5 separate regions of the Homo sapiens genome follow, and all the other regions are linked to region 2. Evidence: chromatin loops called from intact Hi-C (ENCODE). Cell type or tissue: PC-3. All regions are shown on one strand. Region 1 has its middle 27 kb from the start of GAREM2. Region 2 overlaps RAB10 (RAB10, member RAS oncogene family). Region 3 overlaps KIF3C (kinesin family member 3C). Region 4 has its middle 8.9 kb from the start of KIF3C. Region 5 overlaps ADGRF3 (adhesion G protein-coupled receptor F3).

The links. Peaks named below come from ENCODE experiments on the same cell type or tissue, not always from the same donor. Only the 100,000 strongest peaks of a DNase experiment are listed, where the experiment ranks them.
Region 1: it touches region 2 in a loop (6-fold over the local background); 64 of 110 quality-filtered maps call a loop at or near these places.
Region 3: a loop joins it to region 2, with 16 times the contacts of the local background. A loop is called at or near these places in 6 of 110 quality-filtered maps.
Region 4: a loop joins it to region 2, with 4 times the contacts of the local background. A loop is called at or near these places in 21 of 110 quality-filtered maps.
Region 5: a loop joins it to region 2, with 16 times the contacts of the local background. A loop is called at or near these places in 11 of 110 quality-filtered maps.

What each region holds. Positions count from the first base shown.
Region 1 is chr2:26,143,109-26,148,108 of GRCh38, forward strand. No RefSeq gene overlaps it. Among named protein-coding and RNA genes, the nearest start is that of GAREM2, 27 kb to the right of the region's middle. In PC-3, a CTCF peak has its summit at 2,166; a DNase peak (open chromatin) is centred at 2,143; H3K27ac peaks cover 398 bases.
Region 2 is chr2:26,086,303-26,091,302 of GRCh38, forward strand. The region is part of intron 1 of RAB10 (RAB10, member RAS oncogene family); the gene reads left to right. The region is part of intron 1 of LOC105374333 (a long non-coding RNA gene); the gene reads left to right. Among named protein-coding and RNA genes, the nearest start is that of RAB10, 55 kb to the left of the region's middle. In PC-3, CTCF peaks have their summits at 1,929 (motif pointing right) and 2,142; a DNase peak (open chromatin) is centred at 109; H3K4me3 peaks cover 505 bases; H3K27ac peaks cover 1,172 bases.
Region 3 is chr2:25,949,204-25,954,203 of GRCh38, forward strand. It overlaps KIF3C (kinesin family member 3C), which reads right to left. Exons shown (of 8, transcript NM_002254.8): 5 at 2,586-2,702. Among named protein-coding and RNA genes, the nearest start is that of KIF3C, 31 kb to the right of the region's middle. In PC-3, a CTCF peak has its summit at 1,986 (motif pointing right); a DNase peak (open chromatin) is centred at 1,958.
Region 4 is chr2:25,988,879-25,993,878 of GRCh38, forward strand. No RefSeq gene overlaps it. Among named protein-coding and RNA genes, the nearest start is that of KIF3C, 8.9 kb to the left of the region's middle. RefSeq lists a silencer at 2,920-2,969. In PC-3, a CTCF peak has its summit at 2,836 (motif pointing right); a DNase peak (open chromatin) is centred at 2,883; H3K4me3 peaks cover 730 bases.
Region 5 is chr2:26,328,259-26,333,258 of GRCh38, forward strand. The region is part of intron 1 of ADGRF3 (adhesion G protein-coupled receptor F3); the gene reads right to left. Among named protein-coding and RNA genes, the nearest start is that of SELENOI, 15 kb to the right of the region's middle. In PC-3, CTCF peaks have their summits at 1,954 (motif pointing left) and 2,155; a DNase peak (open chromatin) is centred at 1,983.

The sequences.
Region 1 (5,000 bases), 57 kb after region 2:
TAAAGGCTGTGCACCAAGATCCGGGTGTGCCCTCCAAAACAACAACAAAAAAGATTGTGCATCAAGACCAGTGCTCAAAATTAGACTTAAAAGAATTGGTCTGCTAAGGCCCTGTAGTCACTGCTGATCAACACAGACATCACGCCCCAAGAATTGTCCCTGCTGCCTCTGAAAACTGGCTGCCGCCAGTGCCAAAACTCCTGCAAAGGTGGATGGATACTGTATGGATTCTGCTTTGTTTCAGTGGCTTCTTGTTCACAGTCTGGATGGTTATTGGTTGGTGAAGCCCAAAATACATGCCCCTGCCCCAGGTGCCAGGGAAGTGGGGAAAAGGGAGAATCTCTTGTTTTCAGCTTCAATAGTGGGAGGTGGCCTCTGACTCTAAGATGGGGGATTTAGGTAACTGGATGGGCAAAAAGAGTGACAAATATCTACTATGCCAGTGGTGTGCAAACTTTACTGCACATTAGGGGAGTGCTTTTAGAAATACAAGCACTGGCTCTGTGCAGTGGTTCATGCCTGGAGTCCCAGCACTTTGGGAAGCCGAGATGGGAGGACTGCTTGAGGCCAGGGGTTCAAGACCAGCCTGAGGGTATAGTGAGACACTTTCTTTACACAATAAGCAAACAAACTAATGCCAAGGTTGCACCCCAGAATTCCTGAGATGATAGTGGCTTTTTGTTCGTTTTTAACTTCCTATGTGATTCCCATGTGCAGCCAAGTTCATGAACCAGTTCCCATACCCTTGCTACTCAAAGTGTGTTCTTCAGATCACCTGCATGGGAATCACCTGGGAGCTTCTGAGAACTGCAGCTGCTCTGCACAATTCACATCTATGATTACACAAAAGCCCCAGAGGAGTCTCACACAAATTACAATTTGAGAAAGGTGGCCCTATGCTATTTTCCCAAGGCCAGCCCGAATCCCACCAGCAGGTATATTCCCCACTTCTGAGCAGAGCAGTTGCCTTTCTCTTCTAAATCCCGAGAAGAATACATTTGGCCTGCTTTTCCGTTGGGCATTTATTGCCTACTTCCTTGTTTGTGGTTAACTGGCTTATCTCTTTAATGGATTGTGAGCGAGTGGTGGGCAGGGACTCTAGTCCTTTTTGTGTTTTCACAAATCTTATTGCATTGCTGTCCACGCAGCAGGTGCTCAGAACATGCAGTGAGTGAACCGGTGACGTTCCTTCAGCTTCCCTCTCCCATCACATTCAAGCAGGGGATGCAGCGGCCTCCTTTTCCCCACCCCCACTTCCATACATTCACAGTCCCATCTTGATTCAAAGGCAACTTCAATTATAACTTTTAGTCTGGGCACAGTGGCTCACGCCTGTAATCCCAGCACTTGGGAGGCCGAGTCTGGTGGATCACTTGAGGTCAGGAGTTTGAGACAAGCCTGGCCAACATGGTGAAACCCTGCATCTACTAAAAATATAAAAATTAGCCTGGTGTGGTGGCACGTGCCTGTAATCCCAGCTACTTGGGAGGCTGAGGCAGGAGAATCACTTGAACCTGAGATAGGTATTAGTAAGCCGAGATCATGCCACTGCACTCCAGCCTGGGCAACAGAGCAAGACTGTCTCAAAAAAAAAAAAAGAAAGAAAGAAAAAGAAAAAAGGCGGGGCCTGGTGGCTCATGCCTGTAATCTCAGCACTTTGGGAAGCTGAGGTGGGAGGATCACAATGTCAGGAGTTTGAGACCAGCCTGACCAACATGGTGAAACCCCGTCTCTACTAAAAATACAAAAATTAGCCAGGCATGGGAACGCATGCCTGTAATCCCAGCTACTCAGGAGGCTGAGGCAGGAGAATCACTTGATCCTGGGAAGCGGAGGTTGCAGTGAGCCGAGATCACACCACTGCACTCCAGCCTAGGCAACAGAGTGAGACTCCGCCTCAAAAAAAAAAAAAAAAATTTAAAGTTCAAATTTATTCTTACTACTTCCGGGTATTGGATACATTAGTTGACTCCTGTGAATCATTTCCTTGTCTCTAAAGGAGATGGACTCGAAAGCTCTCCAACAGTTCAATGGAAATATTCTACAATTCTGTAGTCCACCTTGCTGGATTAGCCAGGACTCCAATACCCCAACTCTTGTGGGGTTGGCAGTGGGGCTTGCATGGAGAAACTATAAATTAAACGTAGGGTCGCTCCGCCACCGTGTGACCAATGCTGGAAACTGCATTTCTTCAGTGTGCCATGAGAGATTTCTCAAAAGCCCATCAAGATTTTAGGGTAATATATAGCCACACAAAATTAAATGATCTCTCCCTACCCCCACCAGCATGGCAGACACGGAATTTTAAAAGTATAAACCTACAAAGATAAAAATTAGGGAGCAAGAGACATCAGCAAGTGAGAATTAAAATTTTTATGTATGTAAATATTAGTCTTTAAAAAATGGAAGATGGAAAACAGAGCTAACTGACGTGGAGCATAAGTTACAACCTCATTGTTTTCAAAGGGGGATGTCGATAAGAAGTGGGTATATTTTCTCTGATGGGATCCCAAGAGTTCCAGGATTTATAGGTACCAGTTACCATGGACAACTGAGGCATATGGCAATGGGCTAAAAATGGAGCAAGGAAATAACGGATCCCAAGTGTCCCTTCCCACCCCTCACAGCCAGGAGTTGCTGTCACCCCTCTTCAAGCCTTATTATTTGCAGAAATGAAACTATAGAGGCTTCAGATGTGAGGCCACCAGGCCCAGAGAGAGGTGGAGGTGAGTCATAGTATCAAAAACAAGGAATGAAGTGGACGCCTGTCTTGAATAATGGGCTCCTAAGCTTCTTTCCTTCATTCTTCCTTCCCTTTCCCAGAATTTTAGCAGCCAAATACATGTACTCAGGCAGAAGATTAGGAAGTCCTTCTGTCACATGGAAGTTCACCAACAAAAAGGCCCCTTATAGCAGATTCCTCCAGTTCTGAGGACATATAAACACATACAAAGTTTCCAATCTACCAAAACCGTATATACGAAATCAGTCAACATAAAGAAAAGTATAGGAAAATTAATAACAATCTACAGAAAAAAATAGCCGGGCATGGTTGCACACACCTATAATCCCAGCCACTCAGGAAACTGAGGTAGGAGAATTGCTTGAACCCAGGAGGTGGAGGTTGCAGTGAGCTGAGATTGTGCCACTGCACTCCAGCCTGGCAACAGAGCAACAACGTCTCAAAAAATAATAATAATAAAAATAAATAAAATAAATAAAAATAACAATCCACATACCTGACACCCAGATTGAGTCAGATATTCAGTTCTTCATGTTGACATAAAAGAGACAGTAAAACAACTAACAAACATAAAAAGGAGACTTCAGGGGAAAAAAGGTAAGGAAAACCAAAGAAAAACCCCAAACTCACTTTAAGCAATATTTTTGAATGACATGGGATCCATAAATTAAGAATAGGATGCTATAAAAAAGAACAAATAATGAAAAAATGATCTCTAAAATAAAAACTATCCACTGAAATAAAATGATTCAAGAGAAGAATAGGCCAGGCACAGTGGCTCCTGCCTGTAATCCCAGCACTTTGGGAGGCCCAGGCAGGCAGATCACTTGAGGACAGGAGTTTGAGACCAGCCTGGCCAACATAGTGAAACCCCGTCTCTACTAAAAATACAAAAATTAGCTGGATGTCGTAGCACATATTTATAGTCCCAGCTACTCGGGAGGCTACTCTGGAGGCTGAGGCAGAAGAATCACTTGAATCCAGGAGGCGGAGGTTGCAGTGAGCTGAGATCAAGCCACTGCACTCCAGCCTGGGCAACAGAGCAAGACTCTGTCTCATTAAAAAAAAAAAAAAAAAAAAAAGTGGGGGAAATAAATTTCTGTTCTTTATAAATTAGCCAGTCTATAGTATTCTGTTATAGCAGCACAAAACAGACTAAGACATAAAGTAATTATCAGAGAGAAAATACAAAAATAGAAAAGGAACTTACTTGTCAAATGTAAAGGCAAAATAAATGACATATTCAGATATGCAAACAGGTAAATGTTTTTTTCCCTTGCTGTCCTTCTCAGGAATCTACTCTAGGAAAAGGAAAGAGTACACCAAGGAAAAGAAAAGCCGGAGACTCAGAAAACAGGGACTCAAGTGTGGGCCAGTCCTGGAGGGGCTATGTAGTTGGACTTGGAAGCAACCTACCCAGAGGGGAGCAGGAAGACAGTCTCCAGGAAAACCAGTGGAAGAAATAATATTGATAGGTGGGTGATATAGCTGAGGGACAGTGCAAAATCATGAGGATAAAAAACAAAACCTTTCTCTCTGCTGGGAGCAGCTCTCTGAGAGCTAGGATAAAATCTGTCCTGCCTCACACAGGATCCCCAGTGCCTGACTATTCCTGGCACATAGTAGGTGCCCAAGAAATATTGTTAAATGAGGCCAGGCATAGTGGCTCACACCTGTAATTCCAGCCCTTTTGGAGGCCAAAGCAGAAGGATCTCTTGAGCCCCTGAGTTTGAGACCAGCCTAGGCAACATAGGGAGAGTCCATCTTTACAAAAAATAAAAAATTAGCTGGGTGTGGTGCTATGTGCCTGTGGTCCTAACTTGAGGTGCTAAGGTGGGAGGATCACTTAAGTCTGGAGGTCGAGACTGCAGTGAGCCATGATCACACAAGTGCACTCCAGCCTGAGCAACAGAGTGCAGACCCTATCTCAAAATATATATGTGTGTGTGTGTGTGTGTGTGTGTGTATATATATATATATATATGCATAGTTAGATGAGTGAATGAATGAATGCATGAAGGAGAGCAGATCAAGCTTCCCATTTGTGCTTTAAGCCGGGTGCTAAAGTAGACCAGCTAACCTGAGCACCTGAGCGCCCCTCCTCCACTACAGATACCTTAGAAATACAACATCAGTATAATTTTGAATGCATAATCAAGTCCTCAAGAAAGCAAAGATAATCTGAAGGAGAAACAGGTCACTTACAAATCATTTTTGTTTTGTTTTTATTGTTGACATATAAAAAACCATACATATA
Region 2 (5,000 bases):
GGACTTGTGGAGTTCAAAGACGTACAAGTGATCAACAAACACATGGAAAGTTCTCAACATCATTAGTCATTAAAGAAATGCACATAAAAAACCACAATGAGGTATCATTTCCTACCCACTAGGATGGCTATTTAAAAACACAAAAGGAAAGTAACAAGTATGATTGAGGACGTGGAGAAATTGGAGCCCTTATACGTTGCTCATGTGAATGTAAAATGGTACAGCCACCATGGCAATTCCTTAAAAAGTTAAACTAAGGTTTCCCATGTGACTCAGCAGTTCCACCTGTTGTGTATGCCCAAAAGAATTGAAAACAGATACTCAAATACATGTATATGCATATTCATAGCAGCTCTATTCATAAAAGCCAAAAGGTGGAATTTAACAGCTCTATTCATAAAAGCCAAAAGGTGGAAACAATTTAGATTTCCATCAGGAGATGATTGGATAGACAAATTATGGTGTACGCATACAGTGGAGTATTATTCAGTCATAAAAACGGTATACTAATATGTGCTGCATAATACGGACGGACCTTAAACATACTAAGTGAAAGAAGCCAGACACAAAAGCTAACATGTTGTTTGCTTCTATTTCATGAAGTATCCAAAATAGGTAAATCCACTGAGACAGAATACAGATGAGTGGTTTCCAGGGACTGGAGGGGAGGGGAGAATGGGAAGCTGCTGAATGGATATGGGGTCGTTTTGAGGTGATGAAAACATGTTGCAACTATTTAGAGGTGGAGGTTACACAACATTATGAATTGTTCACTTTATTTTTTCTTTTTTTTTGTTCGCTTTAAAGTGGTCAGTTTACTGTGAATTTTACCTCAAAAAATAAAAATGAACAGAACTTAGTGTAGGTTAAAAGCATGCATGGTATGAATCAGACATGGTACTGAATACTGGTTCTGCCATCTGTTAATCCTGCAACTTTAAGTAAATTACCTTGAACTCCCTGTTTTATAAAATAGGCATATTGGTACTCTCAGGATTTTTATGAATAGTGAGACAGTATATGTGAAATGCTTAGCACTCTTAGTAATTACCTAGTAAACATTAGTATTACTGCTGTTATTGCTGCTGCTGCTGCTGTTGTTGGTGTTACTATTATTATGACGAATTTTCGCTCTCGTTGCCCAGGCTGGAGTGCAATGGCGCAATCTCGGCTCACCGCAACCTCTGCCTTCTGGGTTCAAGTGATTCTCCTGCCTCAGCCTCCCTGGTAGCTGGGATTACAGGCGCCTGCCACCATGCCCAGCTAATTTTTGTATTTTTAGTAGAGACGGGGTTTCACCAGTTGACCAGGTTGGTCTCAAACTCCTGACCTCAGGTGATCTGCCCACGTTGGTCTCCCAAAATGCTGGGATTACAGGTGTGAGCCACCACGCCCAGCCTTTCTGCTGTTACTTTTTATTTTATTCCTCATTTGCAGAAAGGAAATAATACTATGAACTAGGATTATCCTGAGGTTTTAATGAGTTAATCCATGCAAAGATCTTCTAACAGTGCCAGGCACATTGTAAAATGTTAACTACGCTGTTACTATTATTACACAAAAGGATCTTTAGAGGAAACTTTCACATTCTACATTTTCACATCTGCATACAGATAAAGAAACAAATACCCATATTGGAAAATGACCTTTTCAAAATGTATACTGTTAGTAACAAAGCTAAGACTAGAACCTGGTCTTGAAATCCAATGCCTAAGCGGCATTCAAACGATACAGGTGTATGATTATTTCCTTTCCAGGTAGGTGGAAAACACTTGATTTTCACTTGTTAAAAACCCCAGAAATGGATCATTTAACTATAAATGATGGTTTGGTTATTTGGTTGGTTGGTTCTGCCTGCATTAATTACTGTGTATTGATAAGTCATCAGAAGCCAAGCTCTGGAAAACTGATAGAGTGGCTAGAGGTTGCAGTTACTCCTCTTGCCACTGGATGGTGCTTCTGCAACATCATTAAGGCAGATATGGTGGCTGATACTGTTTTTCTCTTGAGCAGCTAAAAATTGAAATACTCTTGAGCTGGGCCCTAGGAATCTGTAAAAAGTGAGAATTTCCTTTAGTGTGTTTTTACATAAGCAAAACCAAAAAAGGAATCACTGTTTGGATCAAACCCTGTGATTTCTGTGCTAATTTAGCAAATGGTAATGTTGCAGGAGAGTCTGATTATTTCTTCTGACAGAATTTCAGAGGGTGGTAGGCTTTTCTAGCATCTCTTATTAGCTGAGCTATTGACTTTCCTCTCATCTCTCAATTTTATAAGCTTTTCCACCCTGTTCATCTTTAGTTTAACTTGTCCCCCCACCAAGTTGGAGTCTTGCGAATCTTGCTCTGTCGCCCAGGCTGGAGTGCAGTGGTGCGATCTCGTCTCACTGCAACCTCCCCCTCCCCGGTTCAAGTGATTCTCAAGTGATTATCCTGTCTCAGCCTCCTGAGTGGCTGGGATTACAGGCGCCCGCCACCATACCCAGCCAATTTTTGTATTTTTAGTAGACACAGGGTTTCACCGTGTTGGCAAGACTGGTCTCGAACTCCTGACCTCGTGATCCGCCCACCTGGGCCTCCCAAAGTGCTGGGATTACAGGCATGAGCCACCATGCCCGGCTTATCTTCAGTTTTTCTTAGGTGTTTGCATGTGGGTATATAGGGTGGGGGAGGGTGGAAAGTACACACTAATGAAACCATGATATTTACTTGAAAAAAGTTTAGCGCTATGAAAGTTGTGTTTGAATGTGACTACAGGAGAAAAACTGGAGGGAATAAGACTGGAGAGGTGGCTTGGGGCCATGCTCAGAAATATATTTATTCATAGAGAGTGATGATTGAGGCCGGGCACGATGGCTCATGCCTGTAATCCTAGCATTTTGGGAGGCCAAGGTGGGTGGATCACTTGAGGTCAGGAGTTCAAGACCAGCCTGGCCAAAATGGTGAAACCCTGTCTTTACTAGAAACAAAAATTAGCCGGGCATGATGGTGGGTGCCTGTAATCCCAGCTACTCAGGAGGCTGAGGCAGGAGAATTGCTTGAACCCAGGAGGTGGAGGTTGGAGTGAGCAGAGATTGCGCTGCTGCACTCCAGCCTGGGCGATAGAGTGAGACTCTGTCTCAAAAAAAAAAAAAAAAGAGAGAGTGATGGATTGAATTGAAGTGGTTAAGCAGTGGAGAGAATGCATTTGTAAACATACCTCCTTCTCTGTTAGCCTCATTTTTATTTCTATTAATAGGTACAGATTTTTAGAAGTCTTATTACTTCAGGGCTGTGACAGTGAAGCAGCAACTGCAACAACAAATTCTTGCCCTGTATGCACCTGTGCCTTACCTTTCCCAAACATTTTTAGGCTTTTTCTTCTGTTATTCAACTCCATATTCTCTAGTCATATGTTTCTAAACTTTAAAAAAACCTAGTCTTAGAAACACTCTTCTTGTTATGGAAGATGAGAATTTAATACTCTTACACCACCAGATATTCCTGGCACCTCTTTCTTAATCATTTCAATTAGTAATAAATATTTTGGTTAACTGCTAAGCCAAGTAGTGTACTATAATTGCATTTTCTTTTTCGGACAACTTTTTGTTTTTTTGTTTTTATTGTAGTTTACAGTTCGTTGTTACATTTGCCTAGATTTCAAGGCACTGTCTCTTCTTTATCTCATGTAGAATTGTCAGATCCTTTTGTTTTTCATATAAATTCTAATACTGTTTCCTCCTTCCCACTCCCAGGAAAAATCCCCCCTGGAACTTTTCTGTTCTGAACTGGTTGCTCTCTAGGCAATTTTGTCTACCCTTTACTTCACACTGTTGAATGGATTTCATTTCTTCCTCTTTGTTGGTTTGGTAAAGCAATTTCTTAGTGCTATCTTAGAAAGGATGCATGGGAGCTAAATATTTTGAGATCTTCCATGTCTGGGAATGCCTTTCATTTGGTTTTGGCTGGATATAGGTTGAAAGTATTTTTAAAAGATACTGTCATTTTGTCTTCTGGATTTTAGTGTTATTGAGAAGTTGAGAGTTGATCTTTTAAGGTGGCTTAGTTTGTTTCTGCGCATACTTTTATAAACTATTTCTGGTATTTTGAAATTTCATTGTGATGTACTTTGGTGTAAGTTTTATGCTTATTGTTCATTATGCTAGGTTCTTGGTGGGTTTTTCAGTTTAGAAGTAGATTCTTTTAGTTCTGTTTTCTTGCCTTTTTTTTTTATTATTTTCTATATGTCACTTTCTCTGTTCTTTTTCAAACTTCTGTTAGATGTCAGACCTCTTGGTTTGCTTTTCTAATTTATTATGTCTCACACTGCCTCTGTTAACTTTTTTTTTTCCCTTAATTGTTTTGATATCTGGCCGGATGCAGTGGCTCATGTTTGTAATCCCAGCACTTTGGGAGACCAAGGAGGGCGGATCACATAAGGCCAGGAGTTCAAGACCAGCCTCCCCAACATAGTGAAACCCCCTCTCTACTAAAATTACAAAAGTTAACTGGGTGTGGTGGCACAGGCCTATAGTCCCAGCCGCTCTGGGCACTGCAGCAGAAGAAAGGCTTGAACCTGAGAGGTGGAGGTTGCAGTGAGCTGAGATCATGCCACCGCATTCAAGCTTGGGCAAAAGAGCGAGACCCTGTCTCCCCCCCCAAAAAAAAAAAAAAAAATTCTGATATCTCATTGGAACCTTTGGCCTGAGGCGCTAAAAAGCTGATGGAAAGCAGAGTAGAAAAGGGTGGGGCTTGTCAAGTGATGTTTCAAATTAAGGGCAAAACATGTTTCTCAGGGACTCTTTAATTTCTCCAGAAAACATCATTTATCTGTTTATTTGACAGATATTTCTTGGATTGCCTGCTAAATGTCAGGTATTGTTCTAGGTATGGGGAATTTAACTCAATTAAACAGATAAAAATCTCTACCCTTTTCAGTCTCACATTTTGGCAATGAGAGATGAATAATAACAGAAATAAGGACACGTTAAAGTTTAAAAGTCAGGAAGAAGGTTAGAAGTG
Region 3 (5,000 bases), 140 kb before region 2:
GGCAAAATGTTAATAATCTGGTGAAGGGTATACGAGAATTCTTTATACTATTCTTGCAATTCTTGTTTTCAAAATAAAAAGCTGACGTGGCCAGGCGCAGTGGCTCACGCCTGTAATCCTAGAACTTTGAGAGGACAAGGCAGGCAGATCGCTTCAGCCCAGGAGCTCGAGATCAGCCTGGGTAACATGGCAAAACCCTGTCTCTACAAAAAATACCAAAAAAAAAGAAAAAAAAATTAGCTGGGAGGAGGACCACATGAGCCTGGGGAGGCTGAGGTTGCAGTGAGCTGTGATTACACCACTGCACTCCAGCCAGGGTGACAGAGTGAGACCCTGTCTCAAACAACAACAACAACAAAAGTTAATGCACACCTTCTCAAAGCCTCTCCCATCCCACAACTAGTTGAGCACATTGGTGGCACTACTACATCCAATGTAAAGAAATTCCTTCACCTGCAAACTTTAAACTCAAGAACTTTTCTAAGGACTGGTGCAGTGGCTCATGCCTATAATTCCAGCATTTTGGGAGGCTGAGGCAGGTGGATCACTTGAGCTCAGGAGTTCAAGACCAGCCTGGCCAACATGGTGAAACCCCGTCTCTACTAAAAATACAAAAAATTAGCCAGGCGTGGTAGCATGCACCTGCAATCCCAGCTACTGGGGAGGCTGAGGCTCGAGAATCGTTTGAACCCAGGAAGCGGAGGTTGCAGTGAGCCAAGATCACACCACTGCACTCCAGCCTGGGCGAAAGAGCAAGTTTCACTGCAACCTCTGCCTCCTGGGTTCAAGTGATTCTCTTGCCTCAGCTTCCCCAGGAGCTGAGACTGCAGGTGCATGCCACCACACCCGGCTAATTTTTTGTATTTTTAGTAGAGACGGGGTTTCACCACGTTGGCCAGGCTGGTCTCAAACTCCTGACGCCAAGTGATCCACCCGCCTCGGCCTCCCAAAATGCTGGGATTACAGGATTACAGGCATGAGCCACCATGCCCAGCAGAAAGACCTTTTCTTTTCTTTTCTTTTTTTTTTTTGAGACGGAGTCTTGCTCTTGTTGCCCAGGCTGGAGCGCAATGGAGTGATCTTGGCTCACTGCAACCTCCACCTCCCGAGTTCAAGAGATTCTCCTGCCTCAGCCTCCCTAGTAGCTAGGATTACAGGCGCCTGCCACCACGCCCAGCTAATTTTTTTTTGTATTTTTAGTAGAGATGGGGTTTCACTATGTTGGTCAGGCTGGTCTCAAATTCCTGACCTCAGGCCATCCACCTGCCTCAGCCTCCCAAAGTGCTGAGATTACAGACTTGAGCCACCACGCCCAGCTAGAAAGAACTTTTCTAAGCATAAGATAACCCTTCAGAGTGAAGCCTCGCCAGCATCCAACTCCAGCAAATGTCATTGGAGCAGTGGTTTTCTAGCCTGGCTTCAAATGCAGAATCACAAAACCTAAGACCTGGGACCCTTTAAATCAGACTCTCTGCAGGTATTCTAGCTCCAGCCAGGGTGGAAAACCTCTATGACAGCTGATGTACTATTGAGAATCTCTACCTAGATTGGAAAGGTGGATTGTAGGTGCAAAGTAATACCATTGAAAAGTCCTCTATTCACGTGCTTGCCACTTACAAACTTATGTGGTATCACCTTAAGTAAAATCAGCCTTTAAGAAAGATCAAATAGGCATCTAAGCTATAGTTGTTAAAAAAAAAAAAAAGAAGAAGAAAAGAAAAGGAAGAAAGGAAAAAAAAAATAACCAAGTAGGCATCTGATGCTTCAGTGAGAAGCTGTAGACCTCTTGCTAGCTTCCCATCCCAGATTTAGGGAGACTCTTGCCCTATTTTAACATTAATATTCTAGAGAGAGCAAATAATCTCCAGGAAGGTGCATTGGTGTCCAGCCTCCTAAGCACCTCTCTCTATATATTTGCAATTAAGGGCCCATGGTTCAGCCGGGCAAGGCCTCACTCTGTTGGGATGTTCTTCATGGCCACCAGCAGAGGGAGCCACACACCCAGCCAATGGCCGCAGCTGCACCCAAGGACTAGGACATGGAAACAGGTGGAAATGCTGAAATCACCCGGATGAGCGAGCGCACTGAGATTGGATCACAGCTCTATCACATCATGATCTGATTACTTATTTCCCACTGGACTGTGAGCTCGGACCATGTCTAATTTATCTTCTGTCTCCTGAGTCTTGCACAGCATCCGGCACACAGTAGCGCTTGGCAAATATTAACTGTGGTTGCTATTTCGGGCATCTGACAAATGAATATTCACCAGACCTGGCCAGATGTTAGCATTCGCTAGGATTGTCAAGAGGCTGAGATGCTCTTCCTCCCTCCCGAGATCCCTCACAAGGTATTTTCTGCATCCCAGGCCAATGAGACACTTTTTTTCCCAGAACACCCTTCCATCATAGAGACCCCTACAATTAGATCCTGAGAAATTCATCCCCCATCGGCATCCTCCCCATCTTTTCCCCAATCCACAAAACATCTGTCTCCCTGCAGGCAAGGCCTCAGGCCCCTCACCAGCCCCGACCTGGAGTGGACCCACAAGTCCCCCAGCCCAGACAGCTGGGTTAGAGACTCACACGCCGGCTGGCACCAGTGGCTGGAACTTCCACTGCTCCTCCTCACAGTCCAGGAAAAGCCGGTTCATGATCTTGTTCTTCTCCTCCGGCGGGATGAAGTTCTCGATGATTAGGTACCTGGGAGCAGGAATGAAGGAGTGATGGGAAAATGGGTGAGCGAGAGACCACGTGGTGCATGTGAGGGTTGAAGGATTAGAAGCAACAAGCCAAGAGGCAGAGGGGGCTGGGCACGGTGGCTCACGCCTGTAATCCCAGCACTTTGGGAGACCAAGGCGGGCGGATCACGAGGTCAGGAGATCAAGACCATCCTGGCTAACACAGTGAAACACCATTTCCGTCTCTACTAAAAATACAAAAAAAAATTAGCTGGGCGTGGTGGTGGGTGCCTGTAGTCCCAAGCTACTCAGGAGGCTGAGGCAGGAGAATGGCATGAACCTGGGAGGCAGAGCTTGCAGTAAGCTTAGATCACACCACTGCACTCCAGCCTGGGCGACAGAGTGAGACTCCGTCTCAAAAAAAAATAAGTTAATTAATTATTTATTTATTTTAAAAAAAGAGGCAGAGGCAATGTGGAGGTGGGGAAAATCAAGAAGTTAAGGGGAAAGGATCCCTACAGAAATACTGCAGCTTGAAAAATCACTGCTTCTAACAGGTACACAAAATTAGAAAAATGAATAAATACTTTTATTTGATAGCACAATAGGGTGACTATAGTCAATAACTTAATTGTATATATATGTGTGTGTGTGTGTGTGTGTGTGTATATATATATATATTTTTTTTTTTTTGAGACAGTTTTGCACTTGTTGCTCAGGCTGGAGTGCAATGGCACGATCTCAGCTCACTGCAACCTCCACCTCCTGGGTTCAAGTGATTCTCCTGCCTCAGCCTCCTGAGTAGCTGGGATTACAGGCACATGCCACCATGCCTGGCTAATTTTTGTATTTTTAGTAGAGATGGGGTTTCACCACGTTGGCCAGGCTGGTCTCAAACTCCCGACCTCAGGTGATCCACCTGCCTCAGCCTCCCAAAGTGCTGGGATTACAGGTATAAGCCAGCAAATTGTATATTTTAAAATAACTTAAAGAGTGTAACTGGATTATTGTAACTTGAAGGATAAATGTTTGAGGGGATGGATACCCCATTCTCCATGATGTGCTTAGTTCACATTGCACACCTGTATCAAAACATCTCATGTGGCCAGGCGAGGTGGCTCATGCCTGTAATCCCAGCCCTTTGGGAGGCCGAGGAGGACGGATCACCTGAGGTCAGGAGTTTGAGACCACCCTGGCCAACATGGCGAAACTCCATCTCTACTAAAAATGCAAACATTAGTCAGGTGTGGTGGTGGGCGCCTGTAGTCCCAGCTACTCAGGAGGCTGAGGCAGGAGGACCGCTTGAACTTGGGAGGTGGAGGCTGCAGTGAGCCAAGACTGCACCACTGCACTCCAGGGTGGATGATAGAGCAATATTCCATCTCCAAAAAAAAAAAATCTAATGTATCCCATCAATATTAATATATGCAACTACTATATACACACATTTTTTAAAATAATTTTTAAAACAAATTTAAAAATAATTTTTTTTTTTGAGACAGAGTCTTGCTCTGTCGCCCAGGCTGGAGTGCAGTGGCTCCATCTCAGCTCACTGCAAGCTCTGCCTCCCAGGTTCACACCATTCTCCTGCCTCAGCCTCCCAAGTAGCTGGGACTACAGGCGCCCGCCACCACTCTCGGCTAATTTTTTATATTTTTAGTAGAGGCGGAGTTTCTCCGTGTTAGCCAGGATAGTCTCGATCTCCTGACCTCGTGATCCACCTGCCTCAGCCTCCCAAAGTGCTGGGATTACAGGCATGAGCCACTGCGCCCGGCCTTTTTTGTTTTTGTTTTTTTTTTTTTTTTGAGACGTTGTCTCGCTCTGTCGCCCAGGCTGGATTGCAGTGGCATGATCTCGGCTCACTGCCACCTCCACCTCCCAGGTTCAAGCAATTCTGCCTCAGCCTCCTGAGTAGCTGGGATTACAAGTGCGCGCCACCATGCCCGGCTAATTTTTGTATTTTTAGTAGAGATGGGGTTTCACCATGTTGATCAGGCTGGTCTCAAACTCCTGACCTCAGGTGATCCACCTGCCTCGGCTCCCAAAGTGCTGGGATTACAGGCATGAGCCACTGCGCCCGGCCCTAAAAATAATTTTTAAAAAATTTAAAATCACTGATTCTTATGCAAAGATGGTAGCCTCAGGGCCTTCGGAGTTACTTTTGGCCAGCACCTAGCGTCCATTTTGAGGGGTTCATCAAATACAGGCAGAGGAGGTAGAAGAAACTCCAGCACGTGGGCCCATCCCTCAGCCCTCAGACGCATTTTATTCCTAAAGGACTCATGGGAGAGGAGACAGTCAGGATGAGGCCTTAGGGGAG
Region 4 (5,000 bases), 97 kb before region 2:
TCCCATATGAGCATCACCTCTTCTGGGAAGACTTATTTGACTCCCCTGACTCTACCAGAATTATTTTTCCTTTTGGCCAGGTGCGATGGCTCATGCCTGTAATCCCAGCACTTTGGGAGGTTGAGGCCAGTGGATCACTTAAGCGCTGAAGTTCAAGACCAGCCTGGGCAACATACTGAAACCCCCATCTTTTAAAAAAATTAATTAATTTGTAAAAAAGAAAAAAAATTTCCTCTCTTCATGTTGCTATAGCTCTCTGTTTAGCTAGACCCCTAGTACTCATCACAGTTTGACTTGTACTGTGGCTAACTGAGTCTGTCTCTCTCACCATAAAGTGTTGAAGACAAGGGCCATGTTTTTTGTCTTTGTGTCTCCTTTTCCCATACCCAACACAGTTCTGGCTGCAATTAAGGTAGTTAGTATTTGCCCGAGGGCGGTGGCTCATGCCTGTAACCTCAGCACTTTGGGAGGCCAGGCCAGTGGATTGCTTGAGCTCGGGAGTTCGAGACCAGCCTGGCCAACATGCCAAAACCTCACCTCAACAAAAAACACAAAAATTAGTCAGGTGTGGTGGCATGTGGCTGTAGTCCTAGCTACTCAGGAAGCTGAGGTGGGAGGATGGCTTGAGCCCAGGAGGCAGAGGTTGCAGTGAGCCAAGATTGCATCACTGCACTCCAGCCTGGGCAACAGAGAGAGACCCTATTTAAAAAAAAAAAAAAATATATATATATATATAGTTAATATATTTATTATATAATATTGTTATATAGTTAATATAGTTAATATTGGCCATTAAGCAAATGAATTAATTTTTTTTTTTTTGAGACAGAGTTTTGCTCTTGTTGCCCAGGCTGGAGTGCAATGGTGCGATCTCGGCTCACCACAACCTCTGCCTCCCAGGTTCAAGTGATTCTCCTGCCTCAGCCTCCCAAGTAGCTGGGATTACAGGGATGCGCCACCACATCCAGCTAATTTTTTGTGTATATTTTTAGTAGAGACAGGGTTTCTCCATGTTGGTCAGGCTGGTCTCGAACTCCCGACCTTAGGTGATCCACCTGCCTCGGCCTCCCAAAGTGCTGGGATTACAGGCATCAGCCACCGCACCTGGCCATGAATGAATGTTTAAAGACCTTCAAGGCAAGAATAAATAAATAAATAAATAAATAAATAAATAAATAAATAAATATGTATTAAAAAGGCCGAGCGTGGTGGCTCACGCCTGTAATCCCAACACTTTGGGAGACTGAGGTGGGCGGATAACAAAGTCAGGAGTTCAAGACCAGCCTGGCCAACATGGAGAAACTCTGTCTCTACTAAAAAATACAAAAATTAGCCGGGCGCCTGCAATACCAGCTATTCGGGAGGCTGAGGCAGGAGAATCGCTTCAACTCAGGAGGTGGATGTTGCAGTGAGCCGAGATCGTGCCATTGCACTCCAGCCTGGGCAGTAAGAGCGAAACTCTGTCTCAAAGAAAAGAAAAAAAAACCTTCAAGGCAAGAGAATGGAAAGGTGAGACAAAGAAATCACAGTAATAAACCCTTAGATTTGTAGTGTGATTAACAGTTAATAAAGTATTATCACATTTGTTACTCACTTGATCTTCACATAAATCCCAGGAAAGGAGAAACTATTAATATCCTCACATTATAAGGAGGACCCTAAGCTTCAGACTGATTAAGTGACTAAGAAAGGAAACGCAGCCAAGTGGCACAGTCTACAGACTCCAAACCTGCAGCCCTCCTAGTGTTTCCCCTGTGCTACGGGGTGAGCTTCCTATGATGGTAAGGTACAGATCAGTTGCTTCCCAGTCCTGGTTTGAATGACAACTTCATTGAATACAGACCCGTCACTGGCTTGGTGGGAGGAAGAAGCTCCTTTGCTGCATTTCCTTTGATAATGAAAGTTCTTGGCAGGGCGCAGTGTCTCACGCCTGTATTTCCCTGCATTTTGGGAGGCCAAGGCAGGCAGATTGCTTGAGGTCAGGAGTTCAAGACCAGCCTGGCCAACATGGAGAAACCCTGCCTCTACCAAAAATACCTTAATTAGCCAGGTGTGGTGGTAGGTGCCTGTAGTCCCAGCTACTGAGGAGGCTGAGGCAGGAGAATCGCTTGAACCTGGGAGGCAGAGGTTGCAGTGAGCTGAGATTGCGCCCCTGCACTCCAGCCTAGGTGATGGAGCGAGACTCTGTCTCAACAACAACAACAACAACAAAAGTCATTTTTCCACAGGGGATTCCCGTTCCACCACCTTCTTCCAGTGTGGTCCCAATGACAGCCACAGTAAGATTCTACAAAGAAGACAGAGTTCACTCTTTGGTAATCCTGGGGTCTACAAATGTTCAAATACAAGTAATTCAGGTTTGGATTTACCCTACAAAAACCAAGTTCTGGCTGGGTGTAATGACTCACACCTGTTATCCTAGTACTTCGGGAGGCTGAGGCAAAAGGATCCCTTGAGCCTGGGAGTTTGAGACCAGCCTGGGCAACAGAGGGAGACCCTGTCTCTAAAAAAACAAAACAAAAAACAGGCCAGGTGCGGTGGCTCACGCCTGTAATCCCACCACTTAGGGAGGCTGAGGTGGGTGGTAAATCACCTGAGGTCAGGAGTTCAAGACCACCCCGGCCAACATGGCGAAACCCCGTCTCTACTAAAAATACAAAAATTAGCCAGGCCTAGTGGCACGAGCCTGTAATCCCAGCTACTCAGGAGGCTGAGGCAGGAGAATCACTTGAACCTGGGAGGTGGAGGTTGCAGTGAGCCGAGATCGTACCACTGCACTCCAGCCTGGGCGACATCTCAAAACCAAAACCAAAAACAAACAAACCAAGTTTTGCCAGCAGAGGGAGACATGACTATGTGACAGAATTACTGGATGAGCTCCAATTTCTGGGCTATCAATCGTTATGCAATTACCTAACTGTATGAGTTATTACCTAACTATAGGAGTCTACCAAATGTGTCCAAGCTTGATTTCTCATTGTGCCTCTTTCCTCTGCAGCTTCCTGTCTACAATCTCTGCTGTAATTTCTGGTGAACAGGATTTGTCAACCTAAATAAAAAAATCATAGAAAAATCTGAAAATTAAGACTCTGGATATTATAAAAAGAACAGTTCATAGTTGTTCCCCTTTACTGAGAACCTAATGGGTGGGTCACAGATGTTTTATCTAATCTTCACATTCACTTACCTGGTAAGTGGCTGCACTGGAACTTGAGCCTAATTCCTCCCACTCGAAAGACAGTGTTTTTCCTACCACCCTGTCCTAAGCCCTGAGGCTCAGCCCTCAATCCACCTCTATCTGGTCTAACTCTACCTTCCTCTTTCAACACTACCTGCCTCCTCCAGACCTAGGGGCCTCTTCCTTTCCTTACCTTCTGGGGCAATTTGTACGATGTGCAATTACCATCTGCTTTTTTAAATGGTGCTATCCATCCATCTATGAATATATTGTGTCTCCCCAACTCGAGTTCTTCTAATTTGCTATAAGTAAGTGTCTTGTTCCAAAAGTAATTTAAGAACATTTTTAAAAGAGTTTTGACCAAACTCTATATAGAATTGTCTCAATTTTGTTTTAAAGCATCGTACATGTTGACTCCTCTTCCTCTTACCCTAAATACAATTCATCAACAAATGCTATCCCGGTTCTACTTAGAAAATCTGTTGATCCTGATTCCAAAACTCTCCATGCTACCACCACTACCCTCTTAGTCCATGCCCCCTACATCTCTCACCTGCACGCTGCAGTAGTATTTTAACAGGAACCCCTGGTTCCACCCTTATCCTCCTACTCTTCCTCTGCGACAGAACAGCTAGAGTCTTCCTTCAGAACTACATATCAAATCATCCTACCTCCTCCTCTCCATCCTCCAATGACGTCTCATCCCTCTCAGAACGAAATCCAGGCTGGGCGCACTGGCTTACGCCTGTTATCCCAGTACTTTGGGAGGCTGAGGTGGGCGAATCACCTGAGGTCAGGAGTTCAAGACCAGCTTGGCCAACATGGCAAAACCCTGTCTCTATTACAAATACAAAAAATTAGCCGGGCATGGTAGTGCATGCCTGTAATCCCAGCTACTTGGGAGGCTGAGGCAGGAGAATCACTTGAACCCGGAAGACGGAGGTTACAGTGAGCCGAGATCATGCCACTGCACTCCAGCCTGGGTGACAGAGAGAGACTCTGCCTCAAAAAAAAAAAAAAAAAAAAAGAAAGAAAGAAAAGAATGAAATCCAAAGTCCTTGTTGGGGCACGTACACTGTACTCTATCAAGCTCCTGGTCCCTTCTCCTGTATCATGTGTTCCTATTCCCCCCTTCCCTACTCTCATCCAACAACACTGGCCTCCTTGTTCCTCAGTCCTGCCAAGCACCTTCCAGCTTGAGGGCCTGCGCACTTGCTCTTTCCTCTGCCTGCAAGCTCTCTCTCCCAGCGTCTCACTCGGCTTCCCTCCTTCCTGTCATTCACTTGTATTTGCAAATGTCATCTCCTCAGAGAAGCTTTTTTGTCCGTGCTTCCTAAAATACTTCTTTGTCATTCCCTATATCCTTACTCCATTTTGTTTTTCTTCACAGCACTTACCACAATATGACATTCTAGATATTTCTTTATCTGTTTATGTTTTCTTCTTCCCATTAATGTGCAATGAGATAATTTCTCCCAGTGCCTAGAAATATGCCTGGTTCAGGCCCGGCACAGTGGCTCATGCCTGTAATCCCAGCACTTTCGAAGGCTGAGGCAGGCAGATCATGAGGACAAGAGATCGAGACCATCCTGGCCAACATGGTGAAACCCCGTCTCTACTAAAAATACAAAAATTAGCCGGGTGTGGTGGCGGGCACCTGTAGTACCAGCTACTTGGGAGGCTGAGGCAGGAGAATCACTTGAACCCGGGAAGCGGAGGTTGCCATGAGTCGAGATGGCTCCTTTGCATTCCAGCCTGGGCGACAGAGTGAAACTCCGTCTCGGGAAAAAAAAAAAAAAGAAATATGCCTGGTTCATGATAA
Region 5 (5,000 bases), 240 kb after region 2:
TCTTTGACTTTAGTTTTTAGCAGTTATGATGTGTTTAAGGTGGGCTTTCTTTGGACTTATCCTTTTTGGATTTGGCGAGCTTTTGCTTCTGTAGATTTATGTCTTTTATCAGCCACTATTTCAAATTGTTTTTCTGCACTGAATTATTTCTCCTCTTCTCTGGCGCTCTAATGACACAACTATTAGGCCTTTTTAGTTTTTTTTTTTTTTTTTGAGACGGAGTCTCGCTCTATTGCCTAGGCTGGAGTGCAGCAGTGCTATCTCCGATCACTGCAATCTCCGCCTCCCAGGTTCAAGCGATTCTCCTGCCTCAGCCTCCTGAGTAGCTGGGACCACAGGTGCATGCCCACACCCGGCTAATTTTGTGGTATTTTTAGTAGAGACGGGGTTTCACCCTGTTAGCCAAGATGGTCTCGATTTCCTGACCTCGTGATCCGCCCGCCTCAGCCTCCCAAAGTGCTGGGATTACAGGCATGAGGCACTGCGCCCAGCTGCCTTTTTAGTATTTTATCCACAGATCCCAGTGGCTCTGTTCAGGTTTTCAATCTTTTTTCTCTGGTTTTCAGATTGGATCATTTCTATTGATCTATCTTCAAGTTGACTGACTTTTTTCTCTGTCATCTCTGTTCTGCTGTTAAGCCTGGATAGACAGAATAATGACCACCCAAAGATGTCCATGTGCAAATCCCTAGAACTTCTGGATATGTAAATGTATATGTCAAAAGGGATTTTGCAGATGTGATTAAATTATGAATATTGAGAGGGATATTATCACGGATAATCTGTGTGGGCCCAATGTAATCACAAGGGTCCTTGTAAAAGGGAGACACGAATGTGAGAAACAAAAAAGCACAGGTTGAACTGATGCAGCACTTTATTTATGTAATTATTTTTTGAGACAGGGTCTCACTCTGTTGCCCAGGCTGGAGTGCAGTGGCACAATCATGGCTCACTGCCGCCTTGACCTCGTGGGCTCAAGTGAGCCTCATCCTCCTGGGTAGCTGGCACCACAGGTGTGTGTCATCACGCTTGGCTAATTTTTATTTTTATTTTTTGTAGAGATGGGGTCTCACTATGTTGCCCAGGCTGGTCTCAAACTCCTGGGCTCAAATGATCCTCCTGCCTTGGTCTCCCAAAGTTCTGGGATGACAGGTGTGAGCCACTGTGTCCAGTGAAACTGATGCACTTTAAAGATAAAGGAAAGGGCCTTGAGGCAAGGATTGATGACAGGCTCCAGAAGTTGGAAAGAGCAAGCAAATGGATTCTTCCCTGCGGTTTCCAGAAGAAATGCAGATCTGCTGACATCTTGATTTTACCTCTGTAAGATTCATTTCACACATCTCACTCTCAGAACACATTACATTACATAATACATTTGTTTTGTTTTAAGTCACTACATTTGTAGGTATTTATTATAGCAGCCATGGTAGTAATTTAATACAGAGCTCATGCAATAACTTTTACATTTTTGGTTATTATATATTTCAGTTCTAAAGTTCCCATTTGGTTCTTCTTTATATTTTCTATTTCCTCCTTGAGGCTTTTTGCCTTTTCTTTTGTTTTTAAAACAGTGTTCACATTTACTTATGGCACTTTTGTAATAGGTACTTTAATGTCTTTTTTAGATAATTCCAACATCTTTGTCATCTCAGCATTGGTAAATGTTGATTGTTTTTTCCCATGTGAGTTGAGATTTCCAGGTTCTTCAAATGCCAGTTAATTTTGAGTTTTATCCTGGAAATTTTGAATATTATGTTATGAGACTCTGGATCTTGTTTAAAACCTGTGGGAAGTGTTAATGTTTCTTTTTTAGCAGGTAATCTACCTGGCTTGGTTCAATCACAAGTTCTGATCAACCTACTGCGGACTGTGCTTCTTTCAACATCAATTCTCATTTCAAAACCTTTACGGTGCTATTCAGATCTTCTGCAGATGTGTGCCACCCAGTGGCCGGCCCGGGACCTGCGTGATGGATGGTCGATCTCTTAGTGCAGTTCTGCTGGTGGTTTGTGGTTTAGAGTCAGATCCACGCCTGTACAACTGGGAAGTGATCCCAGGAGCTCATAAAACTGTCTGGGGTCATCTTCTTGTCCTCTTCCTTTCTGGTCATTCTAGTACTTTCTGATTCCCTGGGACTCCTCTTTTTGGTTCTCTGGCCAGAAATCCAGGGCTTTATTTCCCTGCTTTACCATGCACTTACTGTGACTGTTCACAGGTGGGGCCTTGTAGCAGAGACAAAAAGCAATGGAGGTTTGCCTTGCCCTCTTGGCACCATAAATTCTGATCAGAGGAAGTTCCCCTCCCTCAGAGTTCTCGGCTCCTGCGGATCCTCACCGCCACTGCTGCCATGGGATTGCTTAGAGGCTGGGTGTGAAAGAACAGAGAAAAAAGAAAAAAAAGGTAGAATTTCCTCCACTCTCTCTGAGTGTTAGGGTCTTCCTTCCCTCTCCTTGAGCCAGACCTAGGGGGTTTCTTCTGTAGTTCTGTCTGTCTGTGCAATTGCCCATTTCTGGATTTGAGGTTGCCTTGAGTTCAGGCCAGTGCATACCAGAAGAAAAAATGTGAAGCTCACCACCAGTTCGGTGGTATGTTGAATTCTGGACTTCTTCCCCAATCCACCTGCTACTATTTACTTTCTAGAGTCCTCAAATATCAGTTCCGTGCATCTTCACTCAGTGGGAGAGACAGGGTGGAGGATGCTTACTCCATCTTTTCTAGAACTGGGCCCCTGCGTCTCACAATTTTGATATGTATTTTTATTATTTCATTCAAAATATTTTCTGATTTCCCTTTTGATTTCTTCTTTGTCGGCTACTTAGAAGTGTTATGTCTTAATTTCTAAACAAAAGAAATTCTCTGGTTATATTTTTGTTACTGCCTTTAGCTTGATTGCATTCTTGTCAGAGAAGATCATCTTTATGATTATCAATCTTTAACATTTTTGAGGTCCGTTTTATGGGCCAGCTTATGGACAGCTTTTGTAAGTGTTCTGTATGTAATAAAAAAGTATGTGTGGCCAGGCGCAGTGGCTCACACCTGTAATCACTTTAGGAGGCCGAGGCGGGTGGATCACCTGAGGTCAGGAGTTCAAGACCAGCCTGACCAACATGGCGAAACCCTGTCTCTACTAAAAACACAAAAATTAGCTGGGCGGGGTGGCACGCACCTGTAATCCCAGCTACTCAGGAGGCTGAGTCAGGAGAATGGCTTGAACCCAGGGGCAGAGGTTGCAGTGAGCCGAGATTGCACCACTTCACTCCAGCCTGGGTGAAAGAGCAAAACTTCATCTCAAAAACAAACAGACAAAAAAGTATATGTATTCTGAGCTGAGCACAGTGGTGTGTACCCGTAATCCCAGCTACTTGGGAGGCGGAGGTGGGAGAGTCACTTGAGCCCAAGAGTTTGAGGCTGCGGTGAGCTATGATTGTGCGCTGTACTGCTGCCTGGGTGCAGAGTGAGACCAATCTTTAAAATACAAAAAACAAAAGGCAAAAACAAAACAAAAGAAACAAACAAAAAACCTTTAGATATCTGTTATAAATAGCACATATTTTGGTTTAGTTTTTTTTTTAATCAGTTAGACTACCCTTACCTTTATTAAATCATTTATGCTATTTATAGTCAATTATAATCACTGATAAGTTTAAATCTGTTGTCTATGTGTTTTCTATTTAGTCCACTTTTTCTGCTCCTTTTTTTCTCCCTTATTTCCCTGTTTTGAGTTAATTTCTTTTTATAATTATCTCATTTGAACTCCTCCCCCATTAGCTTTTAGTTACACATATTTTTACCACTTATTTAGAAAGTTTCTTTAGAGATGATAACATGCGTCTTTGACATCTCAAGGAGTTTAGAACACTTTAACTTCTTTTATTCCCCAGACTTCTACACTGGAATGTGTTAAAATAGAGATCTGTTCAGTAGTTGGGTAAACGAGTTTGCCTTGTGAGGGGACAGACATTTTAGACACTGGGAAACACAATTAAAAGTACACAGGTATGATGCAGATTGTTGTGCTGTCAGAGAACTACAGTACTGCAGTTTGGGATCATTGCTGCCAGAGGTGTGAATAGAAATGGAGGTGGAATTAGATCATGAAGGGCTGTCCATACTGGAAAGCAGGATGGGAAGCCAACAAACTAGAGAGCAACTACTTGAAAAGAAATAGCACAAAACAAAAAGTGATGAATACAAAATTAGGCCAGGCATGGTGGCTCACACCTGTAATTCCAGCACTTTGGGAGGCCAAGGTGGGTAGGTCCCATAAGCTCAGAAGTTTGAGACCAGCCTGGGCAACATGGTGAAACCCCGTCTCTACAAAAAATAGAAAAATTAGCTGGGCATGGTGGTATGTGCCTGTAGTCCCAGCTACTTGGGAGGCTGAGGTGGGAGGATCACCAGAGCCCAGGAGGTCAAGGCTACAGTGAGCTGTGATCATGCCACTGGTCTCCAGCCTGGACAACAGAGTGACAGTCTGTCTCAAAAAATATATATACAAAGTTATAACCAAACTTTATGTTAATTTTTTTTTCTATTTTTGCAGAGACAGGGTCTCACTATGTTACCCAGGCTGGTCTTGAACTCCTGGTCTCAAGCAATCCTCCCACCTCAGCCTCCCAAAGTGCAGGGATTATAGGCACTAGCCTCCATGGCTAACCCTCAAATCTCAAAGATTAAGAAAGTTTTAAATTTTGTATTATAACTGTATTGTTTGCTTGTTTGTTTCTCCGACAAGATAAACTGAAAGTTAATTCAAACTTGAATGCCTAAGGAACCACAGGTATTCATCAACACTCCCTCCTCTCCTAGGAAAATATTTCCTTCCAGGTTTTCCCTAAATCTTCCACCTCCCTAGTACTTGTAACCAGTGAAATACTTCCTCGACTTATTGCCTCTACTCCAGAACCATTCACAGTGCTCTTTGGAAAGCATGTTTTGTTATGAGCAAGATTCTTTCCAGTATCAAGTTTTTCTTAGAACACTCAAGTTAATCCCTTATA